Regions from separate parts of the Homo sapiens genome. Here region 1 is linked to region 2. The links are chromatin contacts, found by Hi-C or POLR2A ChIA-PET in ENCODE. All regions are on one chromosome and are shown on one strand. The core of a region is the stretch at or near the end of the contact, and the rest is flanking DNA. Distances in the headings are between cores, read along the strand shown. Region 1 overlaps LOC105374531 (a long non-coding RNA gene). Region 2 has its middle 18 kb from the start of PKDCC.

What was found. Hi-C counts contacts between places; a loop is a spot of excess contacts on that map. ChIA-PET counts read pairs that join two places held with the same protein, here RNA polymerase II (POLR2A). Pooled maps may share reads with other maps.
Region 1: a map of GM11168 shows a loop between it and region 2 (2.1-fold over the local background). The contact joins two enhancer-like sites. A Hi-C loop is called at or near these places in 3 of 168 maps with a recorded cell type or tissue (GM11168, astrocyte of the cerebellum and endothelial cell of hepatic sinusoid) and 2 of 50 pooled maps. POLR2A ChIA-PET finds 5 or more read pairs at or near these places in 1 of 52 experiments (AG04450).

Annotation. Positions count from the first base shown.
Region 1 is chr2:42,083,471-42,089,350 of GRCh38, reverse strand. It overlaps LOC105374531 (a long non-coding RNA gene), which reads left to right. Exons shown (of 2, transcript XR_940001.1): 2 at 5,331-5,877. Among named protein-coding and RNA genes, the nearest start is that of PKDCC, 38 kb to the right of the region's middle. RefSeq lists an enhancer at 2,742-2,801. Within about 2 kb of position 2,675, at least 2 of the 41 ENCODE cell types and tissues checked have a DNase peak (open chromatin) inside an H3K27ac peak, as active enhancers do.
Region 2 is chr2:42,026,904-42,033,308 of GRCh38, reverse strand. No RefSeq gene overlaps it. Among named protein-coding and RNA genes, the nearest start is that of PKDCC, 18 kb to the left of the region's middle. RefSeq lists silencers at 728-914, 3,438-3,537 and enhancers at 568-1,118, 3,958-4,147, 4,168-4,457, 4,478-4,777. Within about 2 kb of position 4,553, at least 8 of the 41 ENCODE cell types and tissues checked have a DNase peak (open chromatin) inside an H3K27ac peak, as active enhancers do.

The DNA.
Region 1 (5,880 bases), core at 1,426-3,925, 58 kb before region 2:
GTAATTTCCTTCTAGTTTTTTTTTTACCTTTTTTTTTTTTTTTTTTAAATAAATAGATATGAATTTATTATGTATAAGATTTTGCGTTCTACTTTTGATACATATTTTCCCCCATGTCACAAAAAATTATTTGTGACTTTTTTTTTTTTTTTGAGACAGAATCTCACTCTGCTGCCGAGGCTGGAGTGCAGTGGCATGATCTCGGCTCACTGCAACCTCTGCATCCTGGGTTCAAGCAACTCTTCTGCCTCGGCCTCCTGAGTAGCTGGGACTACAGGTGTGGGCCACCATGCCCGGCTAATTTTTTTATTTTTAGTAGAGACAGGGTTTCACTGTGTTGGCCAGGCTGGTCTTGAACTCCTGACCTCAGGTGATCCACCTGCCTCGGCTTCCCAAAGCGCTTGGATTACAAGGCATGAGCCACCGCACCCGGCCTGTGACATCATTATTAATGACTGCCTACTTTTACATCATACCAATATAACATAATTCTCTGTTGAATGTTTGTGGATTCAATTTGTTTGCTATTGTAAATTATGCTAAAATGAAAATCTTTGTGCATAAATCTTTAAGATTATTTTGTAGTATAGATGTCTTCAGAACTACTAAATCCGTATGTATAAATATTTTTCAAGGTTTTTAAATATATTGTCAGATTGATTTTTAGTAGTTCTAACAATTTTCAGTGCTAGCAGCAATACATAAGGAGTGCTCATCTCTCCTAATATCTCTGGTTGTGACTAGTATCATAGGCAAAAATATATTTTCTAATTTGATAGTGTTAAATTAAGTTTGGCCTAGAGCCTGTCTTTTTTTTTTCTTCTTTTTTTTTTTGAGACGGAGTCTCACTCCATCACCCAGGCTGTAGTATGCAGTGGCGTGATCTCAGCTCACTGCAAACTCCGTCTCCCGAGTTCAAACGATTCTCGCGCTTCAGCCTCCCAAGTAGCCAAGACTACAGGTGCACACCACCATGCCCAGCTAATTTTTGTTTTATGGAATTACAGGTGCGTGCCACCATGCTTGGCTAATTTTTGTATTGTTAGTAGAGACAGGGTTTTGCTATGTTGGCCAGGCTGGTCTCTAACTCCTGACCTCAAGCGATCCGCCCACATTGGCCTTCCAAAGTGCTGGGATTACAGGCATGAGCCACTGTGCCTGGCCCTGGACCCTGTCTTTGTACATTGAGTTTCTATGTAATGATCTGTGACCTAACTTAGTAGGTACTAAAATCTAACTACTATACTTTTTCTAACAGATAGCTGGGTTTCAGCGAGTCACAAGCAGCTGAACTTCAGCCTATCATAGGTTGACAGCTGACCAGACCACGTCCAAATAAAGCAAATGCCTAGCTGTAATTAATCAAGCTATTTTTTTAAGTTACTTCCCTGTTCTAAAGTACTCACTGCCCACATTACAAAGGGAGCTCTCTGAACCTCTTCTGGTTCTGAGTGCTGCCTGATTAATGAATTGTTCTTTGCTAAAATAAGTTCTGTTAAATTTAATTTGTCAAAAGTTTTTCTTTTGACAATAAGTTAAAAAAATGTGTTAGGGGTCTGACTGGGGAGTAACAAGGCAGCTGCCATGCATCTGGGTTTGCTTAGTGAATGCAGTGTTTGTACTCAGCTGGCATGCTTCTATGAGATGGCCTTGGGGCACTGCCACTGTCCCCCACCCAAGTGACATAATGCAAATAAAACATGTTCCATAAAATATAAAGACAATTTAAATATACACTCCATTTATAGAGCAGCTGTGTTCCTGTGAAGCCGTCCTTTCAATGTTCAGTCCTCTTGTTAAGATGTCATATGCATATTGCTAGGTGAGGTAGTGAGGAGGGTGCTGATGCTGCTCCTGCTTTCAGGAGAGGACACAGGATAAGGAGCTCCATGGTGAGAGATGCTCCATTGGAATGTAGACCCCTTTGAGCTGGAGTTTTATTCACTGCTGATTTCCTTGTGGCTAGAAAGATGCCTGGCACACAGTAGGAGCATAACAAATATTTGTTGAATCAGTGAAACTGTAGTGACTCACATTGTAAAGCAATTCATCCTTTTATATTGCAGATTAAATCTCCATTTTCTCTGTTTTGTAAGCTTGATTTCAATGTTGGACTTGAAAAAAGTCTGGGCCCCATTGTCGTGTGAGCCAAGCGGTGTTTGCTTTCAAGGCAAGGACAGAGGAGAGAAAGAGGAGGAAAAAGTTAACTTCTGGGGAATATACTCATCTGCCAATGACAGGATATGATATAGAAACAAGTCTTTTGTCTCCAAAATCTCCATCAGTGCCCACCATCCAGAGCGGGTCAACTGGATTGACCAAAATAAAATCTCGGATGATGAGAAATTTCTCATATGTTAATTGTGGAATCAAAGCTTCATTTGTGGCTCCTGCTCCCACACTGGGCTGCTGCTTTTCAGGATGAGCATTTGGGTTCAAAGTTAGGAAGGAGTGAGGGTGCGCCCATGATGACCTGAGAGCTGACTGGAGGGACTGATGAAGGGGTAGTCCAGCACAGGGCCTGCATGGTCTCTGTTTTCTGAACTCTTGCTGCCTGACTTCCCGAGGCAGTGGGAGAAGATGGGACTGATTTCTGTGCAGCTGGGGCTGAAGGCTGGCTGACGGTCACCGGGCGGGTAGTCAGTGGAGGCTGCTAGAACTGGAGCAGAAGGAACTTTCTCTCAGTGTATTTCTCCAATTTGGCACCAGATGGCAACACCTCCCTTCAAATGAAACCAAAGTCTCCAGATTCAATAACAAAACCGTTACTTATTCTGAGGACATTGAGCAACCCTGCAGGATTTGGGTCTGGATTTGGGGAGGGGGCTTGACCACCTTGATGATCATGGAGCTAAGCTAGTTCTAGATCCTGTCTCCATCCATTCTTTCCATGAGTGATTATTGATTGAGAGCTTCCTATGTGCCCAGTCCTGGGCTGTGTGTTGGGGCGGGGAGGAGAATGGGGTACAGTAGTGAGCAACACCCATGCCTCCCTCCATGGCAACAGCCCCGACAGCTTTTACAGCCTAGTAAAGGAGATAGACATTAAGCAAATAAGTACAAAACAATGGACTCATTTCAATTGTGGGAAGTGTAATAGATGATAAATATGATACTATGAGACCATATCAACAGGAAGAATCTGATCTCATCTGAGCTGTCAGGAAAGGCTGCTCTGTCAATGGATTATCCTATCGACCCCCACCCCACACATACTTTGTTATATCTACCAACACACTCCCATTATATTCCCATTTTACGGCTGCTGGACCAACCCCAAAACATCCCATTATATCCCCAACAGGCAATCCCATCATAGCCTCCACTGCAGGTCTTAATTAAAGACCACATGCCGTCCTTCACACCTCATTCCTGGAACTTTTAACAAATGCCTTTACGATCCTTTCCCAATCTCCTCTGCAATCCCTGTTGCAAATCCCATGGCTCGCCCCATTGGAATATCCCACTGCAAACTCTCACAGAACCCTGGTCTTATTCACCTTTGCATTCCCTGTGCCTCCCACTGTACGTGACAGGTCATATGTTCTTGAAAATACTTGGCAAACCAATGACAGGACCTGTCAATACCCCAGCTCACATACTCTATCTCAGGCCTGTCATGGCTCCTATGGCACAGCCAAGGTCACAGCCCCCACACTGGAAAGGGTCAGGTCTCTGCTGCCCTTTTTCCTGTAGGAAATTCCTGAGAAGAAGATTGTGTACCTCTGGATCCTCCCTTCCCCTCATTGATCTCCATCAGCCTAGATAGGCTCCCAGAAGCTAGGTCCTGCCTGGGCAGTGGCCCGTCCTGAGGTCTGACTTGGTCCATGTCACCCCCATCCCAGAATCAGTGGAACACTCTTTGTGACCTCCTTGGAGTGTACCAGGCTCCTGATTATGGGCCTGCCAATGGGGCCTTTAGTAAGCAGCTTCCCCTCTCTCCTTCTCTGAAGGGCCAGAGAACTCAGAAGAAGACATCCTAGGGCAGGAAGAGACTGCAAGGGCATCATCTAATTCTTTTTTTGTTTGTTTGTTTTTTTAGACAGAGTCTCACTCTGTCACACAGGCTGCAGTGCAGTGATGCAATCTCAGCTCACTGCAACCTCTGTTTCCTGGGTTCAAGAGAATTCTCGAGCCTCAGCCTATCGAGTAGCTGGGATTACAGGTGCCTGCCACCATGCCTGGCTCATTTTTGTATTTTTAGTAGAGACGAGGTTTCACCATGTTGGCCAGGCTAGTCTCAAACTCCTAACCTCAAGCGATCTGCCTGCCTTGGCCTCCCTAAGTGGGAATTCATCTAATTCAACAACCCTCCTCCTTATTCTTCTTCCCCATCTTCTTCCCCTGCCTGCTCCTGTTTATCTGGTCTTTCTTTGGGGCATATAAAAGCACAGCCACCTCACTTAGCAGGCAAGGGCTGAAAGGAAGCACAAAGACCAAGTCTAACTCCTTCATCTAACAAGGGAGGAAACCAAGGCCCAGAGAGTGGAAGTCACTTGCCCACACCCAACAGTGGTCAGGGCAGAGCCAGATCTCCCCACGGTGCTCCATGCAGTGTTCTTTCAGAGGCTGCCCCTTCCACATCCTCTTGTTCATATTAGCCAAGCAATGCTACTTCCATCAGGAAGGCACGTCCAATGCGAACCATTCCAGAGACTGCATTTCAAAGATTGATAGACATGGCTTTCGCATTATCTGCTGTTTCGGATTAGCTATGCCGTGGCTTCATTCTTTGGGGCTGATATTGGGGGTGGGAGGGGTGGAGAGTGGGGGAGGGGAGCCAATTCTGAGTCACTCTCTATGCCCTGGGCTCCAGCCTGCAAGACTGGGCCTGAGAAGGACAGGGTGATCCATCCTATATTTTCAGTCCGTCAGGAGATTTCATTGTTTAAACAAACATTTCAGCGAGGCCATCCAGCTGGGCAGTGATTTATGGCTCTGGCTACAGTTTTTCCCCAACAAAGATAAACAATCCTGCAACTCTTGGGACTCAGGCTGGGACTCATGGTTCTAACAACTTGGAGTCAGCTGGACCACACCAGCCATCGCCTGGTCTGGGGTTTGGTTAGGATCTGTTCACACTGGTCCTGTGGCTGAGCCACAAACCTTGGGGGACCATGTTGTGTTTGGAAGCTAGAAGCATTGCCTCCAGGGCAGAGGAGAGCAGCAGGAAGGAGCAAAATAGCTCAGAGTTGGTGCTTCAGGCCCATCTCCGTCTTTCAGGAGAGCAGCAATGTTCTCCATTTTGTGCGGTAGATATTTGGTGTTTTTGGTTAACAAGCATCTGTTCTTCCTTCTTTTGCTAACATTACATCAATTTCCTTTTGTAGAATTATTCCGGGTTGCACACTGCACCCATGTGCTTACAGAGTCTACTCAACTCTTGGATCTGGGCTCAGGCCTGACCAATCAGAACAGTACATTCCTGTGATCTTAGTAAAGGTTGGATATCTAACCCAATAAAAGCTTGCAAAAGGCGGAAAAACCTTTGCTGGAGCTGCTGGGAGAGAGGGAAATGCTCTTTCTCGCTGGACTGGAATTGGGGATGATGTGGAAGGATGAATGACTGCTAGAGCTGTTGCTGCCATCTGCCTGCATGGGAGAGCATGTCTGACAACAAAACCAATACCAATACACAGGAAGTGAAGCCAAAGGCTGGAGAGAGACCAGCTCCAGGTGACAACATTGGAGCCCCAGAATCCGCCCAAATCTTCTTTTATTTAAGGATTGGGTATTCTTTCACTTGCAACTGAAAGAAGGGTAACCAATATCCACTGTCTGACATAGCAGAAGAAACTGGCTCAGTAGGCATCTCCTGCAGCCTCCAGCCCAGCTGTCTGGATGTGATGGTTTAGTAAAAGAACAGTAACTCCCTCATAT
Region 2 (6,405 bases), core at 3,304-5,803:
TCCATCTGCTGTACCCAACCTCATTTCCCTTAGTTCGCTTACACGCACCCTTCTCCATAACCAGACCCGCTTCCTCCAAAGAAGCTGTGTCCATTCCTTCTGTGCCTTTGCACATTCCATTTACTCTGCTTGGCGTGGGAGTACCCTCCCCTAGTCTTTCTGCCAGTCTCCCCAGTCTGCAGCATCCAGCTCAGGTCCCAGGCAGCCACCCCCAGTATTTTCTTAGAAGATTGTCTTATGGACCTATCTCCCCACTCTATTTATCCTAAGTTCTTAGTGCTTGTATTGCAGGACTGATTGTGTGTGTGTGTGTGTGTGTGTGTGTGTGTGTGTATGTGTGACGGAGTTTCACTCTTTTGCCCAGGCTGGCGTGAAGTGGTGCGATCTGGGCTCAATACAACTTCCGCCCCCGCCCCCGCCCCCACCCCCGGGTTCAAGCGATTCTCCTGCCTCGATCCACCCACCTCATCCTCCCAAAGTGCTAGGATTACAGGCGTGAGCTACCGCACCCAGCCTGCAGGACTGATTTAATATCAATTATCTTTCATTCTTCTCCCCCTGCCCTGTTTTATCTAGATTATGAACTGGTTGAGGGCTGAGACTCTTTCTGTCTTTCCTATAACGTCGAGTAGAAGGCCAAATGTCCAGTAAAATCTTTGTGGACTAGGTGCTGAAAGAGGTCTGGTTTGCACATGGAGACCAAGTGTGGAGAATCTCTATTCCAAATAGAGATTTTTTTTTGGGCCCCCTCCACTCCTTTCTCAGCTCCCCTCCCCCTTCCTTGAGACTCTGCCCCCGCTGCTATGTCTTCATCCATCAGTAATAAAGCGGGAACAATAGGGGGTTTCTTTCTAATTAAAGGGAGCAGTTAGTGTTTCCACTTCAAAGCCCTGAGAGAGAAGACTTTTGTTTCTTGGGCCTGGGAGCTCTGGGAGCCCCGATTGGATTGGGAAGTGGAGCTCCAGACCCAGCCAAGCATTAAGCTCGTGAACCTGAGAGCCCCCCATTTGCAGGCAGAGAAGCTCAAATTTAAAACAACAACGTAATTTGGTAACTTCGGCTCTGATAAAACAGTTGGGGGAATTCCTTCTCTCCTAGCGTCTGAAGCCAATGTTATTACAGGTGTGTGCTTGTCTCTCTCACACCCTTCCCAGCCTCTGTCATCCCAACACACACAGCACACACATGTGCCACACCATGCACTCTCATGTATGTGGCACTCAAAATCACATGGTGCACACTTAGTGGGTCCGTCCCCACACTCTCGTTCCTGGAGTCCTCTGGTCCACACTCTCCCACACACCCACACCAAGTTACTCTCACACATGTCATCTCTCCGCCCTCAATGTCCAGGAACAAAGGTCTCTGGCTTGAGAACTTTCCATTCTCTATTCAGTTCCAAGTCAGCTTGGCAGAGATGTGTTCTCTTCCTCCAACTTACACCAGCTACAGACTGATCCTCTAACCTAGCCCCAGACTGATTCCCACCCTGATGATCAATTGGGTCTCATCTCTGACCACATCCTGAGACCTAAGTGGACACAGATGGTGCCCTACCTGTAGTCATAATCTGAGACTCAACAAAGAGCATAACATTTGTCTTTGGTCTAACAAATCCTTTCACAAATTTGACTCATTGATCATAAAGGAGGTGGGAAGAGTTTTTGGCTCAGCTCCACTGCTGAAACTCTTCAGAGCACACATCATCCATCTATCCAGCCAGCCAGCCATCCCATATATTGAGCACCTATTCTTTGCCATGCTGTGGTAAGCAAGGCTAAGGTGCTGTCCCCAGGTACCTTAGTGTCAGAATAATAGCATGTGCTTTGGCATTTTACAATCCTGTGTTCAAGGTTCCCTTCTTTGATTTACTAGCTGGGTCACTGTGGACAAGTTACTTGATCTTTCTCAGTCTCAACTTCCTCATGGGTAAATTGGGTATAATAATATGAATGACCTCTAGGATGTTAAAAGGATTAAATGAGGTCATCTCTCAAGGGCTAACAAGTGCCTGGCACATAGAACATGCTCAGTAGATAATAATGATCATTCATTTAGTTATTCATTCTGGTAGGGATAAAGATATAAACACCTACAATTACAGAACAGCATGATAAAAGCTGCGCTGGTTACATGTACCAGATGAAGGGGGAAACTGGAAAGAGACTCTGGGTCTTCTGGAGACTGAATGGGGAACCCAGAAAGAGACTCTGGGTCTGCTGGGGACTGAAAGGGGAACCCAGAAAGAGACTCTGGGTCTTCTGGGGACTGAAGGGGGAACCCAGAAATAGGCTCTGGGTCTGCTGGGCACTGGGGAAGTCTGGAAGGCTCTGGAGATGGGGAGGGAGGCAGCCCAGGGACAGAGGCTTGAGGGAGTAGGAGCTTGCTTGGCTGATCAGACTCACTGGGTCCAGGAGGAGGAAATAAGCATGTTCCACTGAGGCCAAGAATGGCATCCCCCTGCAGACTAAAGACAGTGTATTTTGAAGACCCCAGAGAGGCCCTATTCCCATGACACACTTAATCAGCACATGCCACTAACTGATGAAGGCGGGTAACATTTTGAGCATCCCTGGGTCTCAAAGGGCATTTGATGATGGTGATGGATGGTGATTGCGGTGAAGCAATGGCATGATTAGGAAACGATGGCTGAGGGCTTTGGGCTGCACATCTTCCCTTTGCTCTGACCTTGCCTTCTCCTCTCCTTTTCTTTCCTGATCTCCCCCCTGCCTGCCTTTCTTCGCTCTCCTTTGTCTCTGTGGAGCGCAGAGGGGCACCGTTGTCCTCGCTGCTTGATTCCCTTTTCCCCCCAAGGCCCCTCTGGTCTGGGGTCTGCGGGGCTTTTCTGCACACGTGATCCCAATGGCGTGGGGCATGGCCATCCTGCTGTGGCCTGCTTGCTCCCCTGATTATTTCTCCTTAATTGAGCGTAAAGAATGTGAGGAATGTGGAGTAGACTGCCTGAGGAGGGCTGCTGCAGCCGACCCCCTCGGGGATCAGGGGATCCGGATTCTGGGCCCTGGGATGGGAGAACTGCAGATGGCCCGCTGAGCCCCACATCGTGTGCGTGTCCATTTCTGGCGCCCCAGCCCTTCCCCACGAGGGTGGCCTGCTTCTCCAGACTTGATTTGGTCCGTTCTCTGCTCTGGGGCTTGCTTCTCCCTGCTTTCTGCCACAGAGAATTTCACTTCTTTGTAAAACTGGCCATAGTCTCTTCTCTTCCTGGAAGCCTTCCTTTGTTTAAACCCATCTGACATGAATAATCCTTCTAAATCTATAATTCCAGGTGGAAGTCTAAAAGCGATTCCTTCTTCTCTTAAGATAAAGGAGGAAGCAATGTTTCTGGCTGCCCTTTGACCTTGCTGGGCTGCTGAAATCCTGTTCCCTGGGCTGTGAGAAGGTGTGAGAGCTGGGGTGAACCCAGATGCTGGCTTGTCAGGAAGGCAGCCAGGGGAGTCTCAGCTGAGCACTGTGACTGCATGTGTGCCTCCTCTTTCCTCTGCCCACTCAGCGAATGTCAGGTCCAGCCCTCCTGTCTCCTCAGGTGGGAGGAGAAAGTGTAGGTTGAGGGCTCAGACCTGGGTTCCTATCCTGGCCCTGTCATCTATCAACTCTGTAACCTCAGGTAAATTTTTTACTCTCTCTCAGGTGGTTTCCTCACGTTCAAGATGTTGGTGGTATTTTCTCACTTGTAGGGTTGTAGAGATGAAATTAAATGTGCTAAAGTATATAAAGACTGGGCATAGTAGCTCACGCCTGTAATCCCAGCACTTTGGGAGGTTGAAGCGGGAGCATAGCTTGAGCTCAGGAGTTTGAGACTAGCCTGGGCAACATGGCGAAACCTCATCTCTTAAAAAAAAAAAAAAAGCTGGATTTGATGGCATGTGCTTGTGATTCCAGTTACTCAGGAGGCTGCAGTAAGCAGTGATCATGCCACTGCACTTTAGCCTGGGTGACAACATAAGACTCTGTCTCTGTCTCTCTTTCTCTCTCTCTCTCTGTATATATATATGAAGCACCTAGCAGACAAGTATTTGTTTGGTTCATTGGAGATGACTGGAAGAAGAGGATTACTTTTTCTAAAAGAGGTCATTGCAGAAAGCCTTCTCTAGGGATCCCCACGAAGAGACAGGGTCTTGCTGAAAAACCCAGTCCTAGGCCGTCCACTCAGAGGCAGGTTGATCTGAGAGCTGCACTCTGCGAGCGAATAGGTCTATGTAGCATGCAGACAAGAAGTGTGTTAGTTGGGGGACTTGGCAAGCTCAGCACTGTGGCTGTGGCTCCTTAGCGGAGGACAGGGACAGCTGTCTTCTTCCACCTCCCCTCTCCTGAGGCCTGACCATAGGAAATGACTGATTCTGCAATAGGAGGGGTTCAGGCTATATTTAAAGAAGAACTTCCTGCCCAGGAAAGATGTTCTATGTTGAGATAGCTAATCCTCCCAAAATAGCAGAGTGTGGGCTGCTCACCTCATTTTCACAAACAGGACCCAGATGGGGGCTGGGCAGGATGCAGGCCAAGCTTACCCAGAGGCAGGGGCTGGGCCAGGCTCCCTGGCTTCTTCCCATCACAGGCTCTGTTGGCTACGTTCAGCCTCCTGCCTCCTCTGCTCCCTGATAGGTGACTCCTTGGGGAAGCTCTGTCTGAGCGTGACAAATCTGAGAATGCACTGATTATATTCTACAACTTCCGGAAAGTTCCTGCTGTTAGCGATTTGCAAGCTTCTCCTGAGATGAAAATTCAAAACAAAGTAGAAAGTAAATGGGCCTCGTGTGCAATGGTGTAGGGAGCTTTATCAATGGGGGTGTTTATGTGCAGGAGCTGGTGAGCAGGGCTGTGGGACCCTTCATCTTTATGGTGCCTGGAATGCTGGGTATTAGCGAGGCTTAGGACAGAGGCTGACCTGCCAGGCCGAAACTGACATTTCCCTCCATTTTCCAGAGATGGAGGCAGTTGTTGCTGCCCTCCCTTCCGTGGCAGGAAGTGGCCAAAGAGGCTGCCTTGGCCACCAGTGGAGAAGGGTCCTAATGAAGTTGAGGTCAGGATGGGCAGCAGGAGTTGGAGGAGAGATTAGAACGGGGTAATGAAGCTCGGGTGGATGAGGGTGGAATATCTATTTGCAGCAATCTATTTTCCCCAGGAACAGGCTGAGCATTTTTATGAAGTCAGACACAAGACCCCTCTCTTTCCCAGAGCTGTGTTCTTCCTGGAGCCCCGAAACAGCTCTGTCCCCTCCAGCTCCCATCCCCACCCCCATCTGGGTTTACATTCCTGTTCATAGTCACAGCAGCCCTGGCGGCGACCATGGCTGAGCCACATCTGGGGTGCTGATGGCCACATCTGCATCCACCCCTCTGGGAGCTGGTTACTTCTATTCTTTTATCTGCATCTGTGGAATCGGGAGGGGATCTGGGCATGGTGGGTTCCCAGCCCTAAGAGCTGTCAATTTCTACAGGAGGGCTTGGGAAGACTCCATGTCACAGGCCACCATCTCTTTGCAGACATGGATTCCTGGCTCTTAAGTTTCAGACAAAGACAACCAGGGAGCCATTCCATGAGAGCCCCTGCATCTCCCTCTTCAGGTCTTCTCCCTCCTCTAGGTCTACTCTGCTTCGCCCACTCACCTCTCTCCTCCAGGAGCCAATTATACTTATTATTATTACTGACTCCACTTTATGGGTCCCAAATGACAAATGAGGATGAGGGCAGAAGAAAAGGAATGCTCAGGTTGGATATGAGAGGGAGATGAATGTGGGAGGTAGGAGGAGGAAGAACAAGATGGGATTGGACGCAGGTGGATTCAGGAGGTAAACCCAGGCTGTCTTGGGGTCCCCAGCCTGGTTTGGGAGAGGCTGTAAGTCATGCCAACATGCAACACATGGGCCAAGGGTTGTGTGGGCAAGAAGTCCAGTGCTTGCAGGCCGGTCTCCAGTATCCATGAGGGACTTCTGTTGGCTTTTAAGCCAGAGCGCTTCGGGCCATAGGCTAGGTCCCTCTGCTGGTCTCTGGATAGGTTTCTTTGCATCCAGGGTGTCCTGGCTGGATCACATTTTCCAGACTGATGGAGAGTGGTATGGGTCGGGGCTCTGAGCGTGTCTTGATGTGGTCCTTCATGGTTGGACAGATATCCTGGCCATAAAAACCCTGACTCAAAGCCTGACCCAGGAAGGAATGGAGGACTCCAGAGAGTAGATGCCTTTCTTCTAGTCTGGCCAGACCTGCTGATGTCCATGGATTCTTGCAGGCCAGCATGCCCCTGAGTGAGGTCTTCTAGGATGAAGGAGGTAGACCTGCTGTGGGCTTTCCTCATTGTACTAGAGAAACCATAAGGTTTGGGGCAGAGAAAAGACACTGGAGAGGACCCGACCAGGACAGTGTATGAATGTATGAACAAGCCCATCTGTG